Regions from separate parts of the Mus musculus genome. Here all the other regions are linked to region 3. Evidence: chromatin loops called from intact Hi-C (ENCODE). Cell type or tissue: heart. All regions are shown on one strand.

Evidence for each region. Hi-C counts contacts between places; a loop is a spot of excess contacts. Peaks named below come from ENCODE experiments on the same cell type or tissue, not always from the same donor. Only the 100,000 strongest peaks of a DNase experiment are listed, where the experiment ranks them.
Region 1: a loop joins it to region 3, with 2.6 times the contacts of the local background. A loop is called at or near these places in 5 of 42 quality-filtered maps.
Region 2: a loop joins it to region 3, with 1.9 times the contacts of the local background. A loop is called at or near these places in 4 of 42 quality-filtered maps.

Annotation. Positions count from the first base shown.
Region 1 is chr6:141,328,185-141,336,184 of GRCm38, forward strand. All of the region lies in intron 1 of Pde3a (phosphodiesterase 3A, cGMP inhibited), which reads left to right. Among named protein-coding and RNA genes, the nearest start is that of Gm10400, 8.4 kb to the right of the region's middle. In heart, a CTCF peak has its summit at 3,479 (motif pointing right); a DNase peak (open chromatin) is centred at 5,287; H3K27ac peaks cover 3,211 bases.
Region 2 is chr6:141,378,295-141,386,294 of GRCm38, forward strand. All of the region lies in intron 1 of Pde3a (phosphodiesterase 3A, cGMP inhibited), which reads left to right. Among named protein-coding and RNA genes, the nearest start is that of Gm10400, 42 kb to the left of the region's middle. In heart, no CTCF peak of the experiment used is centred here; a DNase peak (open chromatin) is centred at 3,377; H3K27ac peaks cover 1,085 bases.
Region 3 is chr6:141,443,118-141,451,117 of GRCm38, forward strand. All of the region lies in intron 2 of Pde3a (phosphodiesterase 3A, cGMP inhibited), which reads left to right. Among named protein-coding and RNA genes, the nearest start is that of Slco1c1, 77 kb to the right of the region's middle. In heart, a CTCF peak has its summit at 4,650 (motif pointing left); no DNase peak of the experiment used is centred here.

The sequences.
Region 1 (8,000 bases), 110 kb before region 3:
GGGTCCCGTGGGGATGGGCTCAAATGCTTCCTTTAAGGCTGAGCTCACCACAGTCACTTATCCTAGGAACTTTGACCAGCCACGAGTCACACATTAACTGCTGCCTACTTCAGTCAGAGGCTTCTCTGGCCAGGGCTGAGAGCAGCAGTAGTCTGTGGGTGTAAACACAATTTTTTAGAAGCCAGTTTAATAACATGCTCATGTAGCGAAGGACAGTGGTAGATTTCTACCTAGGGCTCATGACCTCTTCAGCCATGGACTTTTGGCCAGGCTTGGGATCATATATTTCCTCCTGTAGAGCATGCTTCAAATCCAATCACAGAGTGATTAATTATCCCCATAATCAATATTCCTATGGCACCAGTGGGCCCATCAAGCCTGGTAGGTCCATCCTCTGCCGTTCAGGGTTCCCTGCCCCATTGGGCCATGGCTGACATTTCTCCTCCAGAGGTTTCATAGCATCTTCGGACACTATGAAAGCCAGCCAGCAAGAGGAAGTTTTCAGGTTAGTTCTAGCATTTCATCTAGCTATGGTGGATAAGCGTGCACAGTGGCAGTGTCCGTGTCCTGTATCATTCTGTGGCTGCTGATGTCTCCATGGCCAATTGATCTTAGGGAGCTATCCCACGCAGGTTTTCACTTATTAATCCATGTCTTCTGGGGGAAGTACTGTCTACTCAGGTAGTGTCTTCACACACCCTAGTGCTGGTTAAGCTATCTCCTGCCACCTTCTGTGTGTCCTTTCTCCCTGTCTCTGCTTTAATCTCCCATCATACCTCGGGAGAAACCTCTTTTAAACTGTCTACCGTTCATTAATTAATTTGTCTATTTAAAAATTTTGGTTTCATTTGTGTGGAATCTGAGTCCCTATTATATCTAGAGACTATTAGTTTTAATGTTTGATAACTATAAAATAAATTTTTATATGATGTACAAATAACGTTATTATTTTTAGCATGTAAGGATTCCTTTTCTGACTTGACTGGACACGTGAACACCAAGCTTTCTTGCAGGTCTGTATTCATTTAGCTAGACAGTTCTACCGAGGAGTACCAGACTCCCAAAGAGTAAGACCTAGACGCCCATTAATCTCAAAAGCACGCTGCTTATCTCTGTCCAAAAATAGGAAAAACAGTCATCAGTGCTTCCAAGGAGACTTTTTGAGAATAAATATGATAACAGCTTGCAGGTAATTTTAAGTCCCAGGCATAAGAACTGATAAGGCTTAAAGAGCAGTAGGTTAGAGGTCAAGAGACTCTTATCTCAGTGGCAAAGCTGGACAGAAATATGCGCTCTTTCTAAAGCTCCCTTCCTCTCTCAGCAGAGTGAAAATACCACCTCTTGCTTTCTAACTTCAGTGTGATATTTGCAGTTGAAGTACATTTTAAAATAATTTAAGGAGATGGAAAAATGGCTTAGTGGTTAACAGCACTGGATGCTCTTTCAAAGGACGAAGGTTCAATTTCTAGCTCTCAGCTGGTGGCTCACAATTGCAATTCCAGTTCTAGGAGATTGGAAATCTCTTTGATCTCTGCAGACACCGTGTATGGTATACAGGCATGCATGTAGGCAAACACTCATGGTCATAAAATACAAAATAAAATCTAAAAATTTACTAATTTGTGTTTGAAGTTGAAAGTTTCACAACAGATAACTGTGCCTTTTATATAGAAAAACGAATTGTCTGAAGAGGTGTGGCCCACAATTGTGATTCACTTAGCAAGAGGGGTTGTTTCATCTGTGTCCCCCAAAATAAGATTTTGGTCTACAAATATATACAGTTAGGAGTGGAAAATATCTCATACTTTGAGATCACTGACTTAACACTTGTGTTTATTTATCACATCTATTTATGTTCACCAGAAGTTTGTGAGAAATTATTTTTGTTTGTTTTCTTTTGAGTCAAGGCCTTGCTGTCCTTGAACTAACTTTGTAGCCCAGGCTGGCCAGCAACTTACAATAATTCTCTTACTTCTGCCTCCTGAGTACTGACTGGGCTTAAAAGAATATACCAACATGTCTGGTTGAAATGATTCATTTTCTTGTCTCAGATTTTTCAAAACCTACTCTTAATAAGGGTTCTTAAATGGTTTAATCTCCCTTCTTGCCCATTATCACCAGAGGTAGTGGAAAAGAAAGGTGATTAGGATATGGAGGAAATGGACTTGTTTAGAAATTATTCTTTGGAGCAAATCCAATCTGTGTTGTCAGGAAATCAGCAGTTCAGTTCACAGGAATCAGCAGTGGTAGCTTGATCCACCTGTAAACACTTCACAAATATTCCAACTATCCTTTGCAGTAGTATTGTGTTAGCAAACATGAATCAGTAGTGGTGGCATGACCTAGCAGACACAGCCAGGTCTCCATGGAATCTGTATGAGGCACCAGGACTAGTAGCGATGCCAGGAGAAGTTCTCTACCTTGCCTCTCTCAATGAAGTGAAGATCAGTGAAGACGAGATCTGAGATGCAAGCCACCCATCACTCTCCATTGGGTCCTATTTATACCCCCTCCAAACATCATGTATCCTCTCCCATGGGTCTTGCCTCACTATGTGAGTCTGTCTGTCTTAGCAAAACTCCATATGAATCTGTATCAGCTAACATCACTCTGCCAATTGGCCCGAGTCCTCAGAAGTGGCAAGTACACCATAACATAACAAGTGGCCATAACACCACCAGAAGTTTTTTGGTATGCTTCTTTTTATGAAGTCACAACAAATAGTGACCATTAAGGAAAGGCAAGATAGACCAATATCATATCGTGATATCCACCATCTGTTGGGTCCTTCTTAATATCATGTATCCTTTCACATGTTTGCTTTAGCAGAACATCCTTTCACCTGTGTCTGCTTCAGGAAAACATCCTTTGACATAACTGACTTTCCAAAGAAACCAGAAGTTTCCACTTCATTTTGTAATTATAAAATTATCTAATATTATAATCTACTAAGGAACATGCAGAAAAACAACAAGGATGGAATGCATGCTGTCATGATCAGCCCAGGGCCAGGTCTGGGCACTCCGGTATATTCTGGTTTTCTCTCTCATATTCATTCATATAGTGTGTGTGTATGTGTGTATGTGTGTGTTTCTTTGTTGTATGTATATGTGTGTGCATTGTCAGTGAATGTGTTTTGTGTGTATTGTATGTTATGTATTGTGTTATTTATGTATCTGAGCCTTGTATTGTGTTTTCTATATTCTTTCTATGTGTGATATATATGTAAGTATATGCATGGAGTTATATGTAACTGTGTTGTGTGTTAATAATGTGTGTATGCATGAGTGTTATATGCAGTTCTTTTAATGTCCCTTTGATTGACACGGAGACAGGTTCTCTCCAGAGTAGTACATCCATTTATAGTTGAATATTTCACTTTTTTTTTTCTGAAAAGTAAAACTAATGAGGTGAGGGTTTTGCTCTCTAGTGTACATCATTAATATTATGTATTCTTGGCATTTGACGACTGGCCACTAGGTGGCTCTGTGCTTGACTCCATTTTTCCTAAAAATGGAGCCTTGCCAGTGTAAATTAGGCTGAAATGGTGATTTCTTGGGCTTTATCAGCTTTATATTAACAATCCATGGATAAAATCACTTATCAGTTCAATGACTGGGGTCTTGTTCAGATAGACTATCAAGGGATCATGGGTTTCATATACACCTCCAACATGGCAACTGGGTGAGCTGAGAAAGCAGTTTATCATTATCTTACCCGAGTCATTGGCACAGACTCATCCAGGCCTTGACTGTAGACCAATAACTTCATTCTCTGTATCACTGAAGTGCTTTTAGTTAAATTTCTCCTCTTGGTACCTCTTTGTAATTATGGCCCACTAAATATATATTAATGCATACTTAATGTACAGCATTATTCTCAATGACTATGGAGGGCAGATGTTTGCCTGGATGGACATACAATTCCCTTCCAAATATGTCTTTTGGGATGATTTATTTGTGTTGTTCCTCAGCCTGTACGAATTTGTATCTTGAGGATGGTGTAAAACACAGCTTTCTTTTTCCTTAAAGACCAGCAGGGGACAAGAAATGACTGAGCTGATATTGGGTACAATGAGGTCTCCGGGGACAGATTCTCGTTAGTTACCACTGAACTGTGACTTTCCAAAGGGGAACGGAATGTTTGAGGAGAGGCACTCAGCGTTTTCTGAACTCTAAAATTTCACTTAGGAACCTCAGTGCTGTGGTGTGAAAAGTTGCTTATCATCCAACATGGTGGTCAGTTTGAGGCCAGACTGGTCTGCATGGTTCTTATCTCTACATGATGAGATCCTGTTATTTTGTTTGTTTGTTTGTTTTTAAGCTGTTTTCTGCTGTGTTTTGGGCTCATAATCACTCATTTATTTTACCTACAAGTTTGTAAAAAGCTCTGTAAGCTTTTAGTTTAACCTGTCTTCTTTTGTCAGAATAAAGATGAACGAAGTGGGAGGGTACCTGACAACTTCTTCTCTGAATTAGTATCCCTTGTTCCTTTGTTTTCATGGTAGACACCTTCCAAGAACACAGTAATCCCCGTGTGGGTTCCTTGTGGGTTCTTAGATTACACAGGCTCAAAGCTCTGATGCTATGCCAGGCTTTCACCATTTTCGAAGGCTGAGAACTGTATGTTCTAGGCTGTTCAAGACCTTAGCTTAGGCACTTGATCTTATGCGACTCAACAATGGTAGCATGCCTTGAATAAGATAGAAAATACATGAGTTAAAGCCCTGGGGTTGAATGAAATGAGGAGAGCAGATAGTACAAATGGTTCTTAGTTCTTAGAACTTCAGAGACTATCTTTAAAAGAATGTCCCAGAAGAAGGAAACATCATAAATAGTACAAGTCAGTGCCAAAAGATGTTACTCATCTCAAGTCTCTCTCTCTCTTTCTCTCCTCTCTCTCTCTCTCTCTCTCTCTCTTTCTCTCCTCTCTCTCTCTCTCTCTCTCTCTCTCTCTCTCTCTCTCTCTCTCTCTCTCTCTCTCTCTCTCTTCTCTCTCTCTCTCTCTCCTCCTTTCCCTCTCTCCCTCTCCTTCTTTCTTATTGAGATTTTTGGATTGATAAGAAGCTATGTTTTAAATGGATCTGCTGCTTTGAGGCCGCTGGTGAGTGAGGAGCCAGAGAACTAAGTCAGCAGGTTGGAGCCTGACCTTGTGGCCCATTTATTTTTTTCTCTCTTCTCACTCTTGAAAAGCATGTTCCCTGGAGATTTCCCTGAATAGTGGCTGTGAGTTCTGAAGCCCCACCCTCTGTTGAGTACACTGAGCTGTGTTGTGCAACATGGAAATTACTCCCGTTCCTGCTCTTGACAGCCAGACACTTGGAAGGTCAGCAAAGACAGCTAGCTGCTGGGGAGGGAAAAGATTGTGTCCTCCCGGCCATAGTCTGTGGCTGAAGCCAGAGTTGTTGTATGAGTAACATAATAAATAGGATTTTAAAGTTTTTTAGATTATTGGTTTTTTTTTCCTTTTCCTTTTCCTTTTCCTTTTCTTTTCTTTTCTTTTCTTTTCTTTTCTTTTCTTTTCTTTTCTTTTCTTTTCTTTTTTATTGGTGCTGGGTGTTGAACCCCAAGGCCTTGGGCTTGCTAAGTACATGCCATATCATTGAGCTACATCCTCAATGACCTGGAGCCCAAGGCATCAAACTGTATCAAGGTAAGACCCTCTTCTGAACTGACAGTTGGTAATGCAAGCACTCTACACACTTCTAGACCTTCTGTAGATAAGGGGGAGAGAAGAGGGTTTGCTTGTCTTCAGTCCTCTCCCAAGATTAAAAAAAATAAGTGACATGAAAACATATAAACAAAAATGCTGTCCTAGTTGAGAATTAATTATTCTGTATGGTTTTGAGATTTTGGAGACATGATTTCATGGACTTCCTTATTATTCTCAAACTCAGTACGTAACTAAGGATAGCCTTGAGTTTCTGACCCTCCTTTTTGAGTTGGGGAGTATAGCATCATAATAGCCTTATGTAGCACTGGGGGTTGAACCCAAGGATTCTTTTTTTTTTAAATTTTTTTTTCCATTTTTTATTAGGTATTTAGCTCATTTACATTTCCAATGCTATACCAAAAGTCCCCCATACCCACCCACCCCCACTCCCCTACCCACCCACTCCCCCTTTTTGGCCCTGGCGTTCCCCTGTACTGGGGCATACAAAGTTTACGTGTCCAATGGGCCTCTCTTTCCAGTGATGGCCGATTAGGCCATCTTTTGTTACATATGCAGCTAGAGTCAAGAGCTCCGGGGTACTGGTTAGTTCATAATGTTGTTCCACCTATAGGGTTGCAGATCCCTTTAGCTCCTTGGGTTCTTTCTCTAGCTCCTCCATTGGGAGCCCTGTGATCCATCCATTAGCTGACTGTGAGCATCCACTTCTGTGTTTGCTAGGCCCCGGCATAGTCTCACAAGAGATAGCTACATCTGGGTCCTTACCTGCTAGGCAAATGCTCTACTAACAGAGCTCTATCTCCAGCCTCTCTACTTAAGACTTTTTTTTTTTTAAACAAAACAAAACAATCACAATGCTTCCACAAGTTAAAGAGATGGATAGATGAAACAAGCCATACTCTGTTGACACATGTGTGTACTAGGTGAGTTTGGTCATCAATGCTTATCTATCGCCACTTCTTCTAGTTGCTAATGATACTACACTTCTCCATCACTAATTTTTGGGTTGAATGTTTCCCTTTTTATGATTATAAGGACAAAACAGATTTAAATATCAACCTTTGAGATATAAACTTTGTAGAAACAAGCACACATTTTATCTGCATCTGTGGACGGGCTCTGGTGTATTGCGTGTTGCTGTTTTTATAAGGTGGGGGTGACAGGCTCTGTTGTATATGCCCCCAGACTTTTTCCTTGATTCTTAAACTCTTCGACTTACATGTTATTTGGGTAAATGTGTCCAAATTTTATCTAGTTGGGAGTAAAAGAAGGCAGCTGTTAGACATAAATTCAGAGTTACTGGTTATTTTCATCTTAGAAGAAAACGTGAAGTGAGGAGTAGCAGTAGGCATCCTTTAGGACAGATTATAAACACACAAAATGTCTCCAAGAGAGCCTTTGAGGAAGGAAGTAAAAGAATACTCTAGGAATGTGTCTAGGAATCTTTAATTCAGAAATAAATTTAGAAAGAATGATAAGGATATCCCAAATTCTTTTATTAAATATATTTTAAATACATTCAACATTCATTAACAAAAAAGCAAACCGTACAACTCTCTAAAATTAATAAGGCCTTTCAGGCCTTCAGAGTTTTGTATAATGGTGTCTTTTTCTGACCTTGTAGAGCATCTATCCCATCATTAAATGATTTTAAGTGAGTTACTGTACTTGATAATATGAAAATATTTTTAAATCTTATTTTTTATCTCACTATATGATATCTCTTAATATCATAGAATATGAGCTACCTTGGCTATTTTAGTAGACATTAGTCTTTATTCCTCATTTAAAAGGATGTTGTGTTAATTTTTATTTTTTAAGAGAAATGTGTTTATTTACTTAGTGTGTCTGAGAGAGTATGTGGTGTGTATGTATGTGTGTGTGTGAGAGTGTGTGAGTGTGTGTGTGTGTGTGTGTGTGTGTGTGTGTATGCGTGTATGCATTTGGGCACACACATGCCATAGAGCAAGTGGAGATTAAAGGGAGAGCGGGGCCTCTCCTACCATGTGGTTCTGGGGAAAGAGCTCAGGTCATCAGGTTGAACTTCAAGTGCACCAAGGCTGGGAGACTCAGGCTTCTGACCTGGATCTTTGCATGGAGATCTTGAGTCATAGTGGCCATGAAAAGCTTAGGCCCAGGCTAGGTAGTACACACCTTTAATCTCAGGAGTTGGAGGCAAGGAGATGTCTGAGTTCAAGGTCAGCCTGGGACAAAGCAAATTCCAGATCCAGGCGTGGTAGTATACACCTTTAATCAGGGTCACACCTCTGCTGGAGGCCTACATAAGGACTTTGAAAGAAGGAAGATTAACTCTTCTTATACAGCTTGCA
Region 2 (8,000 bases), 65 kb before region 3:
AGTGGTCACTATTTGTTCACGTTTGTTTCCTAAGACAGAGGAGAGAATCTTCAAGTGTCTTTACCATGTGACAATATGTTAAACATGTTAAGCAGAGTGTGAGATTCATAGTGTGTGCTCGCTGGAAAGGATGATGTTTATCATCTAATCTGCAGATTGGATATATCTAACGTCAGTTAAGCTGCTAAAGCTTGTATTGTAACTATGTTCTTTAAAACTTTAAATTGTGCAATAATTAAGATATAAATGAACACTAAAGGGTATAAAGAAAAATGTTACATTATTAATTATATCCTATTTTGGCCTATTAAAAATACATGGTAAAGTATATTTTAATGACTACATTATTTTGACTCTAAATAAAGATTGTAACTCTATAGACATATACATAACTAAAATTGAACATTTATTGTAATTGTTTATCCTAGAGTAAATCTTTGACGCTCTTGGAAGTCTCACCTGTGTCTCCAATCTAACTTACCTCCTCCTCTGTGTTAGTCACCAAGTAGTGCCTTCTTGTGGCCAAAGGATGAGGCTTTAGCACTGCTTTGGAGCTCTGGGCAAGTAACTAGCCCCTTTATACCTCTGTCTTCTCATCTGTATAATAGGCATAGTAATATACATGTTGAGAAGATTGAATGTAGTCACTCATATAGCATAATTGGGATAATGTGAAGGCATGTTATTTATTATTTGTATTTTTATCACTATTTTTAATTTAAGAGATATTTTAATAATATGTATTAATTTATTTATATCTATGTATGTGGGTATATACATGTGAGTATAGGTACCTGCAGAGGCCAGAAGAGGATATCAGATTCTCAGGAGCTGGAGTTACTATTGGTTGTAAGCTACTTGATGTGGGTACTGGAATCCAAACTTGGATCCTCTGTATGAGAACTCTCAATCATGGAGCTATTGCTCCAGCCCCTTGTTGGAGAGTCTCTAAGGTTTCTGAAAAAGCATAATTTGAGGGACTGCCATGTTGACTTCTAGAATGATCCTGGTGTCATTTCTTTATAAAAGCCAGGGGAGAGATTCCAAGCTCTCTTGAGCCTTTTTTTTTTAATGTCATCTTTCATTTCCTTGACATGTACCTCTAATACTATCTTTTCAAAAATGTCCTGTTGAGGAAGAATAGAAATTGTGCCTTAAACAGGGACCCCATAATGTCAGAATTGTCATTCCATAGCAGCATGAGTTCCTGTCTGTATGACTTGCCACTTACGGGTTTTGGCTCTTATTCTGTGTAACATTAGTGTTCTCTGCATGTAGACTGAGTGAAAATCTTGCATTATACAGCTTCCTCTTGCTGCAAAACACGAGACGATCAACAAAAGAGAAGTGTTCTTTGGGTCATGGGCCTCAGGGTTGTAGTCCATGGCTGCTTGCTCTCTTCCTATGCCCTGGGATTTCACAGAGCATCATGGTAGGAGATTGTGGTGGAAAAGTCCTGTTCACTGCATAGTGGACAGGAAGCAAAGAGACCAAAAGGAACTGGAACACTGATGTGTTCTTCATTAGCACATTCCTGAAGCCCCAGCCGGTGCTCCTGGTAGACCCACCTTTGGATGAGATTAAACCTTCTCCCAATAGCATCACAGGCCCAGGCCACTCCAGTTGCACACTAGAGGACAGGGTAGTATAGACATGATAAACTTCACTGCCTTGCAAGCTAGTGTATGCATACCACCCTAACACACAGAAGGCTGAGAGTTGCCTCTATGGTTCGACTATTTCAGGGAAAAAATTACCCACTTTACAAAATATTTCTATGCTTTTCTTGGAAGGTGTTATTAGATTCTTGGCTGGGTGTTCTCACATGTGCTGCGAGGAGTATGCTAGGAGTCTCTCGGTTGCAGGGGAGGGAGAGAAGATTTGGCAAGACCAGGAGAATATAAAACAAGAGTAAAGAAGCATAGCTTTGTTTGTTGGTGCAGTCAACTGTAGAAGAGCAACCCTTCTGTCTCTGAAGATGAAAAAGCACTGAAACAGACTCAGGGTCTCTGTTCGTGGTAGAAGAAACCTTGGATGCTGGCATCAATTTAGAACAAAGATAATTACTAATAAAAACGTGAAACAATCATAGCTAACTTTCCTTTCTCCTCTCAACTGGTACAAAAATAATTCCTTGGCATTTCTGTAAGGATGGAGACATTGCAATGTAGTCAACATGTGCAGTTTCGAGCTTCTTATACTTTGGCTTATGCCCGTAGCAGGAATCTTCACCTCTTATGTCCTGGGCCTCTCCCATCTTCCTCTGGCTGCAAGGTCTCTGTGAGCAACTCTGTTGGGTCTCATCTAGAGGCTTTGAGGCTTTCTTTGACCAGCCAGTATTCTTTCTTTCTTATTGAGATGGCTTTGTATTTTTCTTTTTACAAATTACATTTATTTATTGAAAAGGTTCCTACATGTATACAAGGTGTTTTGATCTTAGTTGCTGTTCCCTACCGTCTCTGCCCAAATCCCTCTCTCCCACTAGGAATCACCATCCTTTTCCCCTCCTGTCTTGCCTACATTGAAATTTTCTGAAAGTTCATCTGTGCATAAGTTTCCATACTGTAACCAGGAACTTAAAAGTCACTGGAAAATTGGCATTCATATCAAATGAGTTTGTTGTGATGAAAGCAAGACAACAGAGGGAATTGAATAACGGCCTGTGTACCGAGCCTTCTGGACCTCTAAGCATCTGGAAGAACAGCCTAAGGCTCTGCAGATGATCTAAAACCCACTTAATAGGTTTATAATGAGGCATGTGGTTCTTGTGGGAGTAGAGGCGGCTCAGGAAACGCTATCGTCCACTCTGCTTTTGAAAACATTTAATGCCATTTACTGTAGCACTGTTCTTCAAGTGATTTCATGCTCAGCTTTACTGACTCGTATTTTATGTCAGCTTGAGTTTGTATTAATAGGACGAGATTCGGCACTGCTGCCTCTGAGGCTCTCCGCGAAGCCAGCCGCAGAGCTCTCGAGATGTACTCACATATTAATCTAACTAGGAAACATTTTCTTTGTGTTTTTACCAGGATGGATACGATGGCGGGTGCATAATTAAATACCAAACGTTTGCAAAGATGCATGTTTTACTGTTTTACCCTTTCTGATTAGATAGCCAGGAGGGTTAGCTGAGTGTTTCTAATCTTATATTTGCTGATAATGTTTACATAACCTCATGCTTGTCCCTGCCCTCTCTTTCCTTCTCTTAGTAATGAAAACATTGCTTCTGGCATTAGGCGGGGGCCAGATAAATAGAGGCTGTGAGCACTGTGCAGTATTCCTTTCCATCCCCGTCAGTCCTCCCCTCTCCAACTCTGCCTTTCTTGGCATCTTTCTGTTCTCTGTTTGTCAGAGTTCTCACTGTGACGTAAAGGCCTCGCAGAGAGTGACCCCCGAGGCAAACCTGTAAAACATTATACAACTCGAGTCAAGGCTCCTCTTAGCACTGCAGCTGGCCCAGCACTGACATATGGCAGCAAGCATATTTTAAAAAGAAGACATGGCTTGACAAAGAACATAGTCTCTTGCAGAAAGGTTTACGCTGGCACTCCTTGCTGTTTATAATACCCGATGCCAGGGGCAAGACTCCTTTCCTCCCATTATATCATTATTTTACTGTTTAAGCCCATCACTTCATATGGGAGATGGCTGACTAAAATGTAGAAGCAGACATTTTGTGTTTGTGTGTGTAACTTTAAAGTGAAAAAAGTCTACAGTCACAATATTTTTCAGATTCTACCCGGCCAGCTGGTGGTGTTCTGGCGTCTGATGGGAAGGGAGGGTGTCTGTGAGGACAGACCCATGCTCTAGAGCAGGACTTGAAAAATAGGACATACCTGAGCTATTCCCCCACACTTCAGAGCACCTCTGCTTCCACTCCATTCCTACCTTTGAAACCCAGCATCTGGCTTCATGGAGGATATGGGAGCGTTCTGTGGTTTGAATGGCACGGATAATGGTGGTGAATAGTGCACTATGGTGCACACTTATAGTGGCATTTGGGTTGTTGGCCCTGGATCAGTAGTGACTCCTTGGATCAGAGTCATAGTCAACCACACAGAAGATCTAGAAGCCAACCAGGATTAGTGAATTAGAATCCCATTTACTGCTATAGGGATTCTCTGTTTCCATTTAAACGACTCCTTCTTTTGTGATTGATGTTTTAGTGTTTGAGATGCCGATATGTCCGTTATCTTTCTGGGTCCTGCTGTATCTGTAGTAATTTAATAATGAGACATTGCTCGTTAAGGTACATTGATAGATACAAGCCAATTTACAACTGAGGCCACAGAGGAAGGAAAAGATATCTGACCTCCCTAAACTCATTTTTATGGTAGTGCAACCGGAGCTGGGATTTTAACATCCCACAAACTGATGCTAACAACACATTTGTGAACACTATGATAGAACAAACCGAGTGGAACCCGAGGTGTGCTTTTATAGAAGGAACTGCTGTGAACTCCACAGCTTTGGAATTGATCTGGCTGGGGTGAACAGGAGTGAAGAAATGACAGGCACCCATACAGAGCAGAAGGGATGGTGTGAGCTATGGACTGTGATGGAGACACAGCAGCAGCAGTCAGGAAACTCAGTGCATGTATCAGCTACAGCATCAGGGAGGAGGTGGGGTGAGACGTCTCTGAAGAGATGTGGTCTCAGGTTGTAGTCAACATCCTGGATGAGGAAGCTGCAGTTGATACTGCACACACTGCCTTTAGTGAAAGGTTAATTATTTGTCAGCATCTGTACTCTGAGGGGGGTAGGCATTGTCATTCTGAGCCTGACTCAGGGAAGGCCTGTCCATTTCCATGGGTCAGAGACATTGGTGTCCTTATCATGGCCATGTTCTTGTTAGTAATACACATTCATTCAAGACCTTTTAGCTCCCCACAAAGAACATACTATTCATGTACAATACACTATGTATAAACTACTGATTTTTTTTATTTTTGTTATGTGTATACACGATTGTTTATATGGAGGTAAGGACATATGTGAGTTCAGTATCTACAGACACCAGAAGAGAGTGTTGGTGTTTATGGAGGTAATCAGATTATAATAAATTCCATGTGGTATGCCCTTCTCCCACTTGATCAAATTAAAACTGGTATGTGTGAGTATACAGACAAATACACCAAGGGAAGCTGACACTTGAAAACAGAGGGAAGGTTCCAATGTATCCACTGAGTAAAGAAAAGCAGTGTTGAAGCAAAACACCAGCAGCTAGGGTGAGACAGGGAGGTTTCCAAAGGAATAAATTGTTGTGGAACAGTGGTATGGATAACTGCCCACCTAAGACACCTAGTCCATTGCCTAGGAGCTATCCATCTTTACATTACTGGTTGTGGCCTTTGGAGAACCATGAAGATTGTTGGTTGGCTGCAAGCATCCTTATTGTCAGCCCTGCACCCAGTTTGATTTGCACATTCAGGGCTTAGTGTCCAACTCTAAAAATTGCATCTTTTTATTCTTTCCTGATGAAATACCAGATACTACGATAAGTTGTTAAGAAAGTACCATTCTAGTATCATTGTTATTTTTCTTATTGTATTTATCTTTAGTACATGAACAGAGTGATTGATTCCAGCTTCTGGAATCGAAGAGTTTTGGGTGCAGACTCTTCCATAAATGAACACTTGACCATGAAGAGATAAGTCCCTTTTCCATTTCACACAGTTGACGAATAAAGTCTAATGTAGACTATGATTGTGTCTCATATTTGCTTAGTGTAGACACACAAGCTAAAGCTTATAATCTTTGCCACGATCTGTAGTCCTACAGGCACCTACACATGACCTTTGGACCCTCCCATGGTTACTTCCTTCAGACAAGGAAAGATATCTATCTATCTATCTATCTATCTATCTATCTATCTATCTATCTATCTATCTATCTATCTATCTATCTATCCTACATTCCATGAAATTCAGCATGGGCACCAAATTACAGTTTCAAGTATAGTGTTTAAAGTATTGGCTAGGAGGATGAGTTCATATTGGTGACTCTTTAACAGATTTATTTTTAAAATTTTATTGGTTATTTTATGTATTTACATTTCAAATGTTATCCCCTTCCCCATTTCTCCTCTGAACCCCCCCTATACCACCCCTCTCCCCCTGTTTCTAAGACAGTGCTCCCCCACCCACCCACCCACTCTCACCTCACCATCCTAGCATTCTCCTACATTGGCACATTGAGCCTTCACAGGACCAAGGGTTTCCCTACCCATTGATGCAAGATAAGGCCATCCTCTGCTACATATGCAGCTGGAGCCATGGGTCCCTCCATGTGTACTCTTTGGTTGTTGGTTTAGTCCCTGGGAGCTCTGCGGGGTCTGGTTGGTTGATATTGTTGTTCTACCCCTTCAACTCCTTCAGTCCTTCCCCTAACTCCTCCTTTGGGGTCCCTGTGCTCTGGCCAATAGTTGGCTGCAAGCATCCTCATTTAAAAATGAGCAGATTATAGTGCATTTGGCAAGCACATGACCTGCATTCAGTGTGAATACTACTGATGATGATATAAGAGAAGCATTTCTCCTGACTACTCTTTTGTTTTTTTAATGAACTTCTTTTTTTATGGAAACTGATAAAACTCAGCCCATAACAATACATTGAAGGCCGCATGTTATATTGAGGTAACTATAGGGATTGTGAGGAGTGAGCATTTGCAAATAAGCAACAATGACAGCATTAACAATAGATTAAAGTCAAGTTGCGTAACTGTTTTCTTGAGAGCACTTCTCTATAAATATTTTTAAAGTTTATGTCTCTGTGTATGTCATATGTATACCAGTGCATCATGGGCCTCATTTTTAAATGAGGATGCTTGCAGCCAACTATTGGCCAGAGCACATGGACCCCAAAGGAGGAGTTAGTGGAAGGACTGAAGGAGCTGAAGGGGTAGAACAACAATATCAATATGATGAAGTTACATCATAAAGTTACTGATGGTTGCGAACTTCCCAACATGGATGCTGAGATCTGACTCAGCTCTGTTGTAAAAGCAGAAAATACTCTTAAGCACTGAACCCTTTCCCAGCGTCTCTCATGTGTTCATGCTTTATTCCTGACCTTACATGTCATTTTGCTACACTTAAATAAGTAGCTTCTGAGGACAAGTGGGGTGAGTGACAGTTAGATTCACCATAGGATTCACATCCTATTGGATGTGCATGTAATAAGACCGTGTGGAAGTGTATAAATTGTGAGGAATATCTGCCTCCTTCAGAATACGCAAGCCCTTATTTGTCTTCTTTCAGTAAATAAAAGTCTAGCTCGGGGTATCTAGAAATGTCCACCCTTTCCTGTATGTATTGTTTTATATCATTTTTAGATCATTTATAAAGAAACGTGTTCTAAACAGTTCACTGGTATACTTTATTTGCTATGAGTGTTTTATCTTCCAAGCTACTCTACCTACAGTTCCTTTGTATAAGGACCGGTCTACATAAATGAAAGTGTGTGTGTGTGTATGCGTGCAGGTGCCCATGGAGACCAGAAGAGGACATCATATCTCCTAGAGCTCATGTTACAGGCAATCATGAGCTGCCTGATGTGAGTGCAGGGAACAGAATTGAGGTCCTCTGCAAGCACAGGTGCAATAACCACTGAACCATCCCTTAGCCTATTTCTACTTTAAAACACCATTTTAAATGGATTTCAGGTCCCTGTGGCATTGAGGAATAGATATTTTAAGAGGTATGTCACACTACTGTAATTTTTCAGCTACATGCTTATTTCCTTATACAAATAGAAATTCAGTTAAGGTAAAGACTCTTGTTGATTTATTTTTTTTTCTCTAATGTCACTTGAGTCTGGCTGATTGCAATCACTGGAAACTTAATGAGTTGGTGGATGGAAAGGTCTCTGCAGTAAGAGTGCCATCATCAAAGAATGTCTGTCCTTGACTTTTTTTTTTTTCTAATTTATTTTGTTTTCAACTCCTCTTTTTTTGGCCTTGTCTAGTCAGTGAGGTGGTGCGACCTACCCTGGTATGTAAGA
Region 3 (8,000 bases):
ATAACTCAAGCCATTTCCTCAAACTGAAGCCTTTGACTCAGATTTGTAGACAGATACAATATAAAATTTTATTTTATTGTAACCTAATACATAAATGAAGACAATCACCTTACTAAAACCACAGATGGTTCTAGAAAGTACCAAAACTTTTGCTTCCAAGGGAGAATGGTAGGAAGATTTCCCTTATATATGAAAGCAGAGAATAGGAATAGAGAAAAGGCCTTCCTTCCTTCTTTTCTTCCCTCTTTTCTTTCCTTCCTCCCTTCTTCCTTTCATACTTATTTTCCTTCCTTCTTCCCTCCCTCCTTCCCTTTCTTCCTTCATTCTTAGAAGTTTTGAGATAGTCTCACACAGAATGGCCTGAACTATGTAACCACAATCTTGTCTCTTGCTTCCTGGCAATATTTATCCCTCAGCCCAGCAATACAGATATGAATCATGACACCAGGCACACATAGCCTGGTTTTCAATTGAGAGCTATTAATACTGCCTTTCCTAAAACTTTGTGCTTGAGAGAGTCTAATTTGGCATTTCCAAAGAAAATGTGGAGAAAGGGAGGATACTGTGAAATCTTGGCATTTGCTGATGACGTTCACAGGTTGATAGTGAGAGCCAAAGCTCGAGAAGATTAATTAGAAGAGTGTAGCAAGAGCATGAAATGAATTGGCAAAAATAATTTTGTATTAACCACGACAGGTAACTGCAGTATTCCCACTGAGAACAGCTAATGCAGCCTTGAGACCACCACACAACCGGTAACAAATGGCAGCATCCCTAACTATAGGCACAGAGCTTTTCTTGCCGTGCACAAAGTTTAAGATTCTGAAAGTCATAAGTCCTTCCTTTTATCATGACAGTTTCAGAACAGGGAATTGCATTTTGGAAAGTTGAAAAAGGATCAAAGGTATCCAAAGTTTTCATTTTATAATTATTGTTATTTTGCCTATCATTTTAAAACATTTTTTTTTGTTTTGAAGAAAAGAAGAAAGAAAAAAGGAAGAAAGGCAAGAAAGGAAAAGAAAGGAAGGAGGGGAAGGAAGGAGGGAGGGAGAGAAAGAAGGAAGAAGGGAGAGAGGGGAAAAAAGGAGGAAGGCAAAGGAAAGGAATGTCACTGTGCTTATGATGTGTCTACATAAGCTCACCAAGCATCATCTATAGCATAATTTTGTTAGGAAACAATCTTAGATTCTAATATTTGTTATTCATATGTTTTGAAATTTGATTTCTCTATAAATCCACAAAGCTTTCTTCTTAATGCAAAGTATATTTTATTAATTGTGAAAATTGAATTGGTTGCTTTTTTATAGATTAATGGAGTATTTTTGAAGTGCTTTTCTTGTATTAGAACAATTGAGGACATTGGTACCCTTCATTGTTGTTGTACCTTTTTGATTTCAAACAAGAACATTTCATTGAGGCTGTTGGTCAGAATCATGGATTTTTGTATGCTCACAAGTGACTTGTTCACATATTTTGTTGTGAGTCCTGGAGATCCTGAAAATATTTCTAGAGGAAAGAACTAAGAAAATATTATAGAAAGAGAAGATAAAAGTAAAAAAGGCTACAAGAACAAATGTATTGACTTTTCTGTACCTGATGGGTTCCGGGGTACCTTTGATTCACCTTGATGCCAACTTTAGAAGAATCTATTTTCACTGGAGTTGCAAGTGCCATTGTTTCCTATGCTTGATGTTCATCTGAGTTACTTTTCTGTTGCTGTGAAAAATTACCATGGCCTAGACAACTTATAGAAGAAAGAGTTTATTTGGGCTTATGGTTCAGAGGGATGGGAGTCCATCATGGCAGAGAAAAGTGTCAAGAAAGCTCTTAGTCTGCAGAGGAGCAGGAAGATGAATGCTCATATTATCAAACCCAAGTATAAGAAGAGAGTGAACTGTAAATAGGGTAAGACTGTGTAATCTCAAAGTCTGTCCACAGCAGTGCCTATTTTCCAGCAAAGCTGCACTGCCCAAACCTACCCCAAATAGTACTGCCTTCTGGAGCCAAGTATTTAGATCAAGACCTTGAGGGACAGTTCTCATTCAAACCACTAGTGTGTTCTTGCAGCCTTGGACACAGCCATCTTGAAGTCTGGCCTCTTAAGTTTCTGTGAAGTTGATTTTCTGATAATAAAAACCAGAAGTCTTCAGTGCCTAGTACACAGATCTGTGAAAGCAAACCTTTATTTTTCTTGTACAATCCAAGGCTTGATAATCAGTTTTTCTGTTACCTGTTCATTAGTCAACGAGCATGCTCTTTACCTCATCACATCTCTAGGACAGTTAGCCAGGCATCTTTCTTCATCCTTGCCTGACTTCAGTCATGTACTTCTTGGTTTTTGCTTTTTATTTTTAAGAATTAATTTATTTTAATAATGTATATGTAAGTGTGCTCATGAAGGCATGAGCACTCTAATGCAAAGCTTTGATCACCCACTCCATTGACCCCACACATTTCTTCAGTGATATGTAACCCATGAACCTCATACACATGGATTCCTTTGGGCTCCATCTGATGAAGCTTTCCTGTCTCCATGGTTTTGAACATGAGAGCAACTAACTCCTCTCCTCATACATAATGCTCACACCACTCACTGTTCTGCAGGGTTCTTCATTGCACTTGGGAGGTTAACCAAAGATCGTGATTGTGGCTTCCATTGCTGCTGAGATATAGTTTCTTCAACTTCATGCTCATCCTTTCTACCTGAGGTGCTCAAAGTTCACCATGAAAATTGTACCCAAAGTACCATATTTTTTTTCCTCTCCCTAGAGGCCCACTAAGATCTTCTCTTTAAAAAAAAAAGAAAAGAAAAGAAAAAAAAAGAGAGATTCACATGTATATCGGAATCCCCTGCCTGTGATTTCAGTATTATCAGATTATAGGAAAACATTGTAGAGTTGTTTTCCTTATCAGTTATTACGTCTTCAAATTGACATTTGCTACTTTCCAGAGAAACTTATTCTAGAACAAGCTGTTGAGAGCAGGTTTCACTCTTGGCTGTAGTTCCTCAAGAGACTTTTAGAAATTAGTTTAGAATAGGAAACTGTTCTAGAAGATTGAGATTGCTGTCTCAGGGAGCTATCTTAATGCAGTGATTTGTTTTCAGGGACATATTGCACACCATAACGTCTCCACTTTTACTTTCTTGTAGCACAGAATTGGGAAGAAGGAATGGACCTCTCTGAAGGTTTAGAGTATGTAGTATTTCTAGTTCTACTCTGAACTCTGGGTTTAAGCAAGTAAATGACACCTGTCATTGCCCTTATTGTATTGTCCAAAACCTAAAGGAGGAAATAATTTTTACGTAGTTGCATAACCACCCAGAAAAGTATATTTTTTAACATAATATTTTAAGAGACAGTCTTGAGGACTAGGCTCAGGGTACTCAGGATGCTGGGTACCCTCAGCCCACCCCAGCTTCTCCCATTTTATAAAGTACATCAGAAACACAATCCATTTTTATATATCATTTGATTTCATTTTTTCCACATGTAATTCCCTATTGTGGTTATTTATGAAACATGCAAGTGTGGGCACAAGCGCATGCATGCACATGTGTATACACATACACACACACACACACACACACACACACACACACAATGTGAGAAATGCAGCACAAACACACACACAGGCTGTGAGAATGGGACAGGTGATTTTGGAAAGGAAGCCTGTGCTATACATTTGAGCGATGATTAAGATAGCATAGCTCTTCAGAAGAAAGAGAGTCTTCCTACAGGTGAGAGATGGCAGAGAAGTATGACTTCTAGGAAGAGAGTGTGCCACACAGAAACAGATGGTAGAAGATGCATGGCTCCTCACAAGCGATAACTCAAGGACTTGAAGTTTGTTAGGGTTTTTGTGCCTTTAGTATATGAAATAAAGGAACATTCTAGCAGGCACCAGCATAGAGATGACTGGATGGTGCAGAAGAAGCCAGTAAAGCTACTCTAGAAAGAGAAGCAGAGAAGATCTAGACTAGGTGAGAGCCACTGCATGTGAGGCAGGAAGCGTTCAGTGGTGGTCAGTGTCAACCGGGATTCATTCATGCTAAGGAAATGTCGGAAAACTATGTCCAGATGTATATGTGCATCCTGTGTGTGTGTGTGTGTGTGTGTGTGTGTGTGTGTGTGTTTGTGTCTGTATGTGCATGTGTTATGAATCCTTTAGTTGCAATAGAGAATTACATGTGGAAAAATAAATCAAGTTATATATGCAAATGGATCATGCTTCCAATGTACCTTATGAAATGAGAAAGCTGGGACTGGCTGAGGCTAAAATGTCTTACTGTTAGATTGCCTGCCTAGCATGTTGCCTAGCATGTTGCCTAGCATGTTGCCTAGCATGTTGCCTAGCATGTTGCCTAGCATGTTAGCATGTTGCCCACTCCTCAGTCCTGCCATAGAGGATTAGGTTAAAAAGGGACAATAGAAATGTTTAATATTTGGGAAAAATGCTAATTATGTGCTTGTAATTTTACTTTAGCAGTGATATGTAGGCTATAACTTATTTTTCATTACTTTTTACTAGTAATCTCCTGATTTTTGTAGTGTGGGAACAAAAGAAATGGAAGTCTTATCTGTTAGTGAGAGCTCAGCACTCATCGGAAGTGACAAGTCCTTTCCAAGGCGGCATACCGCCCTCTGTTGGTCACTAGGTTTTAGGCTAAGCAAACTGCAGCTTCAAGTTTAGTGACCACTGAAAAAATTTAACAGACCAAAGATGACTTCAAACTCAGAGATAATTGTTCCTAAAATATTTAAAAATCTGTACATATATCAGAGAGTACACAGATGTTCTCTTTGTTTTGTGTTTCTCCCACTGTCAAGAACATTTTTAATGCAGCAATTGTATGAAGCAGTTTATATTTTCTAAGCCTTCCCACATTCACTGGTCTGAGCAATTGCACTGATAGTTAGTTGTCAGATTCCCATACATCTATGCTGCCCATCTTACCTTTGATAACCAGAAAGAGAATAAGTCTTAAGGTTAAGTCTAAGGTTATATTTTGTACATTATAAGAGTATATAGAATAAGTAAGTCAAAGGAATTTTCCATTTTCTAAATAAGAATACAGAACCTTATCTATTGAAATTATTAATTTGAGATTGTTGGGTAAAGTTACTTGTGTCTGGGAGGTGTATATATAATAGAAAATATAAGCAGAGAATATTTAGACAAAGTACCAACTGTTTGCAGACAGATCGTTTCAGAAGTAGAGAAGGATATTGGGCCATGTGGTGCTTCTCATTTGATGGCATGTGATGCTCTCAGAACATCAAAAGAGATGGAAGATGTGAATTACAGTCGTTGCTGGCTTTGCTGTTTCTGACTTCTCATAGGAGACCTTCCACTTGTGATATTTCTCAAGAGTCATTTGAGTAAGGGCTCTATAGGTCCCCTCCTATAGTACTGTATGTATGTATGTTATCTTAAGAAGAGACTTCAAATGTAAACTCGTATTTCCATCCAGAAAATTAAAGTAAGCAAGCATCTGTTTCCTTGGGATGGCCTGTCGCCAAGGTTCAGCCTACAGTGCCTTACTGCAAAATTTTCACATGATTTCATTTTTTAAAAATTTCCCAGCCAATTTCAAGTCTAAAATTATAATCAGGTCCTATGAAAAGTATAAACACATATGCAGTTTTTCTGACTCTGAGGTCAGAACCCAGAATATGCCAAAGATCGTTTCTACAGTGTCCAGCTCATTTTCTAGAATAATTTAGCATATTAAAGACCAAGACAGCATTTCCTGGTAATACAGACAGCCTCCCAGGGAAAGATTTGGGGGTGACGGGATGTTGCATCTTCCCGTAGAGATTTAAGAGGCTATATAGTCTCCCAGGATACACCAAGCTGCTTTTCTCAACGTTGGGCACCAACATCGCGTAAGGAAAGTCCCAGAGCGTCTCCTCCTTATGTGTCATCCCTTATGCTGTTTATCCATCTCTTCTCCCAGTTCCCTCTCCACCCTGGGAATTTTCTTCCATGCTGTGCTTGCCTCCCAGGGTGCCTCCCAAGATGACTAAATAGAAAGAGAAGGAAAATACTTCCAACAATGGGGCTCAGATGCCTTCTCTTAAAACTCTTTTCAGGGTGTGTCATAAATCATACCAGTGCAATCGACCGTGCTAGTTGAAAGCAGGACTTTTGTTGACTTACTTTTTAACAGCCGAAAATTAATCTCAGACCTATTATGGAGCTTTTGGGTATAGGGAATATGGACTTTATAACTATCTTTGCCTAAAGTAAAAAAGTGAAAATATTAGAAGTTCTGCTTTTACTGTTATAGTTTTGTTGGTAAAGATTATCTCAAGGCTGTTGTCTTCATTTCTAAAGAAATTCTGACTGGCTGGGTGAAGATGATACAGCACTTAAGATCTGTGATGGCCCTTGCAGAGGACTTGAGTTCAGTGCCCAGCACCCAATGTTGGATGGCTCACATGTGCCTGTAACTTCAGTTCCAGTAGATCTCAACACCATCTTTTGAATTCTACAGGCCCATATACATGTGCACACACATGAGCAAGTAAATACACACATGCATGCATATAAATAAAAAATTGTTGAGAGAGAGAGAGAACAAGTGAGAAAAATGTACATATTCATGATTCTTTCTTTACATGTATAGTCATGTTCAGTTCAGTAACAACAGCGCTGGTAATACGTAATATTTAGTAAGCATGAATTTCAGGCTAAACAATTGCTAGGACTCTTTTTTATGGGATTTTCATTTCACATATTTATTGTACTGGGTTACAGGGGTATACTTTGTATTATGTGTGTCCCCAATACTCCCCTGCATGGTCCTGGGTCACAGGGATATACTTTGCGTCATGTCTGTCCCGTGTACTCCCTGGCCCTTCCCTGTCAACCTGCTCCCATTATTCACTTACTTCATGTCATTTGCAGATCTGATTTTATATTTCTGTATTTGTCATGGTGAGACTTTACCGATACTCCTACACATGGCTTCATTTAACTGTCAAAACATAGGTCCTATTACTAAGCCCACTTTGGTGCTGCGAAAGAAAGGGTTAGAGAGAGAAATGTATTTCTCTATATGCACACTAGCAGATCTAAACGTGAGCTCCAGCAGTTGCCTTTACATTGTATGCCCCTTGTGACCCCCATACAATAGATTTTGATACTAGAGAATAAATAAAATGTCTTGCCCTTCACACCAACTCTTGACACACTTGTTTTCTAACTCTTCACACACAGGGAAATCATATAGTGAGACCTGCATTGGAACCTGTTTGCTCCCAGTGTTGCTTATATCATCATCATGATTATTATCATTAATATACTACTATACTAATTTTTAATTTCTTAAATTAAAAAAATATAATGCTATCACTTGTCCCGTCCCCCTTCTAACACCTCCTATACACCTGCTTTCTCTCCTCAAAATCTCTTAAGTGTTGTTGCATGTGTGTGTGCGTGTGTGTGTGTGTGTGTGTGTGTGTGTGTGTGTGTGTGTACATACCCCTAAATGCATGAACAAACCTTATTCAGTCCATATAATGTAACTTGTCCTATCATTTCTAGGAGACACAACCTCACAGCAGACTTCCTGGTCCTGGTTGCCTGTCTCTTATAATCTATCTACCCTAGTGCTCCCTGAGCTATGGGTGCAGGAGTAGTATTGCAGATTTATCAATTGGGACTGTACACCCCATAATCATTTATTATCTACATCTCGACCAGTCATGATTTTCTGTAATGACCTCCATTGGTTGCAAAGAGACAATTTTTTGATGAGGAGTAAGAACTACAAGTATCTGTGGGTACAAGGATACATATTTAGATTAAAGTTAAGATCCATGCTGATTTAGTGGAGTGGCAGTTATAGATTCTTCAACAAGATCCAGGAGTAGTTCCCTAGTTTTGGTGAGCTGTCCATGTCTGCAGTATGAAGCATGATCTCTCCTCCCTTCCCCCTCCCCCTCTCCCCCTCTCCCCCTCTCCCCTTCTCTTGATCATTGAGCGGGCTTCAG